Linked DNA regions of Homo sapiens: region 2 is linked to region 1. A link is a loop called in an ENCODE intact Hi-C map of the cell type or tissue named here. Cell type or tissue: PC-3. All regions are shown on one strand. Region 1 overlaps MACROD2 (mono-ADP ribosylhydrolase 2). Region 2 overlaps MACROD2 (mono-ADP ribosylhydrolase 2).

Region 1 (2,500 bases):
ATTTTAGGGATCAGAAAAGGCTTTCTGCAGGAAGTAAATTTTAAGCTGAAAGTTAAAAGAGGATGACTAAGCTAAAGTGGGAGTCAGGGGAGCGGAAAGGAGAGAAGTGTTCTAGGCACTGGGAAGGCCCAGAGGCCTTATTCTAGCATTGAAAGGACAATGTGGCTGGGACATTGAGTTCAGGAGGGAGAGTGGAGACAGAAGAAGCCGAGGAGATGGAAGCCCTGTGAAAGATGCAGCAGATATCATGATGTTGTTCCCAACCTAAAAGCCCTGGGAAGCCCATGAAGGAGATTCCTCTGGCTCTGGTGTGTGGGCAGATTGAAGAGGAATATACCAAATGAAAGGAAGCATCCTAAGTAATTCTGATGATCATCCCGGAGTGCTGCTGGTGAAGGTGGACAGAGTAGATTTCTTTGAGAGATACTGAGGACTTAGGAAGAGAAGACTTGGGAGAGTTTGCACTGAAGAAGGGAGAAAGCAATAGCATTGTCTGTGCTTTTGATTTGAAGGAAAGGGTAAATGTTAGTGAAATAGCTTCTGAAGGCCTTTAAGAAGACTGCCTACATAGAAAGCCTACTTCTATCTGCCGGCCAAAGATCTGGAGGAACCTCATCCTTTCATTCTAAAAGGAGTCGTGGATGTAGATTTAACCGTTCTGGTATCTGAAGGTGGTGGGATTAGGAATAATTTTTCTTCCTTTTTTTTTTTTTTTTTTTGTTTTCTCTGCTTTAGTTTTATAATTAAAAAGGAATTTTCTTATAAAAATACAGCTACTGTGATATCTTCTGCTGAACATGTGGCTCAACTTACTCACAAGGTCAGGAAAGTTGGGCCCAAGGCATAACTGCTTAAACTCAAGAAAAGAGAAAAGACAATTTCATCACCAGTGTAATTAAGTGAGCTTCCCTACAATATCTTAACTTAGCTTCTCATCTAAGTAATATGAATCCAGGTATAGTGGGTTTTGGTGTTTATTTTAATCTTGTATTGTCATTAGCCAGTTAGTTACATTAGTTACCCTTGGGTGTATTGTGGAAATAGATTTCCGTTACATTCTTTTTTTCCCCCCTTTTTAAGGATTTAGAGTATTATGCCTGAGTGAATTGATTCATAGGGATTTTACTTACTCATTCGTTGTGCGCTGCTGTGTTTTTGTTCTCCATCTGGTTAAGCTGCCGTGACTCTCTGTATAGCATTTGCACAGTGTTCACATGATGCTTGGGTACTTAGGTGTCAGTTTTTCATTATGCCCGGATGATGTGCGTTGCGTGGAAAGCCTCCGGAACCGTAAACTCTCATTTCCCAATCATGAATAGTTAGGAAACCAGAGTTCGGCATTTTCATTAACATAGGGTCTTACATGCCAGTTCAGCTTACTACCTGCTAAGCCTCCTAGTCTGTTGGAAAATGTGCATTGGCAGTTTTCCAGTCTTGCTAAGACTCATAAATAGATGCCTTTCATATGAAATGTATTTGCTTTGGCATATTGACACTGGAATACATTATTCTTTTAGCAGTTGAACAAATTAAAATAAAAATGATGACTTCTTTTTTTCAGTATACTAAAATGAGCATAATTGGGTTAATATCTTAATCTGGCAGTCAGGAATTAGCTTGTATACCCACAACCACATAATTTCACTAAGGGAAGTTTACATGTTTCCTTTTCCTTGTTCTGTTGATGACCTTCCTACGTGTCAATAACTAGCAGAGAGTTTGGTCAGATAAAGGGGTTGGAATAACCTGGAGAGCTTACCAAAAAAAATCCTTATCTCTGAGTACCATCTCTGTAAAATCCTGGTTTAATTGGTCTTGGGTTCAGCCTGAGCACCTGGATTTTTTTCAAAGTTCCCAGATGATTTCAATGTGCAGTCAAGGCTGAGAACACTCGCTCTCATCATGTGTACCAGAGACAATACTTTCGTAAGCAAACAGCCTCACCTAATTGTTTCTTTCTCTTTTGTTTTCCCTAAGTCTAGTCCACATCTTTGGGCATGGTCCTTGAGTAGGAGAATAAGAGAGCTATTGAATGGTCCAAGAAGATTCAGATGGCTTCATTTTACACTCCAGTTGATCATATAGAAGTTTAGGGAGAACACTCAAGACCACTGGGAGCTACTATGTAGGTGAATAGATTTGTCCAAGACCCACTCTGGCACTTCCAAGCTGGCCCTGGTGTACTCATGAGTAAAGCCTGCCAGTGTATACTTACATTTCCAAAGACTTCCGTTTAGTAAGGGCTGCCTGATCTTATAGGTGCCTCAGACTGGTCCTTCTACAAGTATAGTTGTTTTATTTCATACTTCTAAATGGATGTTTGATATTGTTTAGGATTCAAATGTTTATTCAGAAATCCATAAAGTAGGTATTTGACATCTCATAGTTTTGAACAAAATGGTAAGAACAAGATATATCAAAATATATCTTGAAGGCATGAGTACCATAGACCTTTTAGAAGTGCATTTTCTAGCATCTTGTACAAAACAAGACCCTTATT
Region 2 (2,500 bases), 100 kb after region 1:
GTTTTAAATTAGACCAAGGCTATTTTTAGTTTTTGGAAAGTTAGCTTATAACAAAAATCTTGCTTTTTCATAAAAAAGTTAAGCATATTAAAAAACAGAAAAATAATACCATATGGAAATAGAGTTGGCTGGGTGTGGTGGCTTGTGCCTGTAATTCCAGCACTTTGGGAGGCTGAGGCGGGTGCATCACTTGAGGCCAAGCCTGGCCAAACATTGTCTCTACTAAAAATACAGAAATTAGCCTGGCGTGGTGGTACACGTCTGTAATCCCAGCTACTGGGAAGGATGAGGCATAAGAATTGCTTGAACCTGGAAGGTGGAGGTTGCTGTGAGCCGAAATCATGCCACTGCACTCTAGCCTGGGTGACAGAGCAATACTCTGCCTCAAAAAATAAAAATAAAAAATAAAAAATAAAAAAAAAGAAAGAAAGTAGAGTTAAATACCACAGATATAGGAAGTCTAGACAATATCAAAGGAATAAGATGATGCGATTTTGAACTAGGAAAGGGTAGATGAGAGCATTTATTTATCTAAGATCTTTTGTATAGATAAGCAGAGTAAACAATCACCCTTATATATGTAGCTCTTTAGTCTGCACCAAGACACTGTCCAAGTGGGAAACAGGGAGACTCAAGCAAATATCCTGTTGGTGTTGTCTCTTTATCCTACTTTAAAAAACACTAGGATCTGGACTGTGAAATCTGAGAGCAGTCTCTGAAGAGACACAGATGAAAGTGAAAATGCTGCTCTATTTTCTATCACCCAATTTCTTGTCACAGTTACTATCATTAAAACATATTAAAAACATGGAAAGGGCTGAAAGGGAAGGTACAAATCTAATAAGATTTGTAATATAAATAACCCTCAGTATGTTTTTATTCCCGATTGCCTTGCCTCCTTAGGTTCTGATATTTAAAGATTGGGTTAAATATCTCCTTTTCTGTGTATAAGGTATTGGCACAATTTTTTTTTTTCTTATTCACTTCTCCTCATCAGGCAGGTGGTTGAAACTACGTAATGCTTGTCTTTTATGGCCATTTTCAGAGAGAATCATTTTCACCAGGGGACGATCTCCTGTGTTTTTTGTTTTGTTTTGTTTTTTTACCCTTTTCTCTCAATCTCATCTCAAAGATAAATGGGAGTTAACAACTCTGGTTAAGATTATGCTCATTTTCAAATGCTTTCTTTATACTTTTTAGCCTTCCATAATATAAATAATATTGTGGTGCTATTGTAATAACAAATCCAGGAAAAAGAAACACCTTACTGTCCCAGACTGATCTTAGTTTCAGAAAACTCTGCCCTCAGATAGTGGTTATACATAATACTTATCCACTGCACCCAATCACCAGGGTGCTATTTTGTAATGAGAAGTCCAGAGAATTTTCTGAAGGCATGACTTAATCATCAAATTACCAGATTTTAAAAGGCTGTTACATGTTTCTATCTCTGTTCATTGATTCTGCATGAGTCATCATCCTTGGAAAGGAAAATGACATTTCCCCCATTGGAAATTGGCAGAATACATACAGAAGGCTTAACTTCTAAAGTTCTCTGCATATGGGGCTCTTGAGCTGTTATATCCTCTAGAAACCTTGGTCATTCAGATATTTGTGATTTGTATAGCGTAGAATGTACTTCACCAATCTTCCTTCTCCACAGAGTATGACAACATCTCTACTGCGTTCATATGACCTTTTTATGTTTATTGTACAACAGTATTTGCATTCGAATTGGTACCTTAAATTATAATCTCTAAACAAGATTTCTTGGTGCGTTTCATTGGAACAGATTCAAAGAAAGAGATACAGGATAGGATTATCAATGGCCTGGCTCGCAGGGACTTATATAGTATGTTCCTGACCTCTCTGGTGGAGTTTAATGGAAATGGCTTTGGAGACAGGAAATACTGGGTTCCAGCCTTGTCTCTGTGGCATACTTACTCCATGAATTTAGGCAAGTTATTTGTCTCTTCACATGGTCATTGAGAAAATGAAATAACAAATCTGTATCAGTAAGGCACCTGGGACAGGTAGCCTCTTGATGGATATTACTTTTCTTTTTCCCAGGCTGTCCTGTTGCCATCTTCACACTTTTGCCTAAATGCAGAGTTTGTTTGTTTGTTTGTTTGTTTTTTAATAGCTAGGGCATTATTTAAACATTTTTGTTAATTGAGAAATATCTGAAGCAGTTTTTAAAAAAATAGGGAGCACTGGCCAGGTGCGGTGGCTCACACCTGTAATCCCAGCACTTTAGGAGGCTGAGGCAGGTGGATCATGAGGTCAAGAGATCAAGACCATCCTGGCCAACATGGTGAATCCCCGTCTCTACTAAAAAATACAAAAAATTAGCTGGGTATGGTGGTGCGTGCCTGTAGTCCCAGCTACTCAGGAGACTGAGGCAGGAGAATCACTTGAACCCTGGAGGCAGAGGTTGCAGTGAGCCGAGATTGCATCACTGCACTCCAGCCTGGTGACAGAGCAAGACTCCGTCAAAAAA

The links. A loop is a pair of places that touch in the nucleus more often than their neighbours do. Peaks named below come from ENCODE experiments on the same cell type or tissue, not always from the same donor. Only the 100,000 strongest peaks of a DNase experiment are listed, where the experiment ranks them.
Region 2: it touches region 1 in a loop (6-fold over the local background); 1 of 110 quality-filtered maps calls a loop at or near these places.

Annotation. Positions count from the first base shown.
Region 1 is chr20:14,819,658-14,822,157 of GRCh38, forward strand. The region is part of intron 5 of MACROD2 (mono-ADP ribosylhydrolase 2); the gene reads left to right. Among named protein-coding and RNA genes, the nearest start is that of MACROD2-AS1, 110 kb to the right of the region's middle. In PC-3, no CTCF peak of the experiment used is centred here; DNase peaks (open chromatin) are centred at 1,424 and 1,754; H3K4me3 peaks cover 1,478 bases; H3K27ac peaks cover 1,716 bases.
Region 2 is chr20:14,924,053-14,926,552 of GRCh38, forward strand. All of the region lies in intron 5 of MACROD2 (mono-ADP ribosylhydrolase 2), which reads left to right. The region is part of intron 1 of MACROD2-AS1 (MACROD2 antisense RNA 1); the gene reads right to left. Among named protein-coding and RNA genes, the nearest start is that of MACROD2-AS1, 4.2 kb to the right of the region's middle. In PC-3, no CTCF peak of the experiment used is centred here; a DNase peak (open chromatin) is centred at 1,469.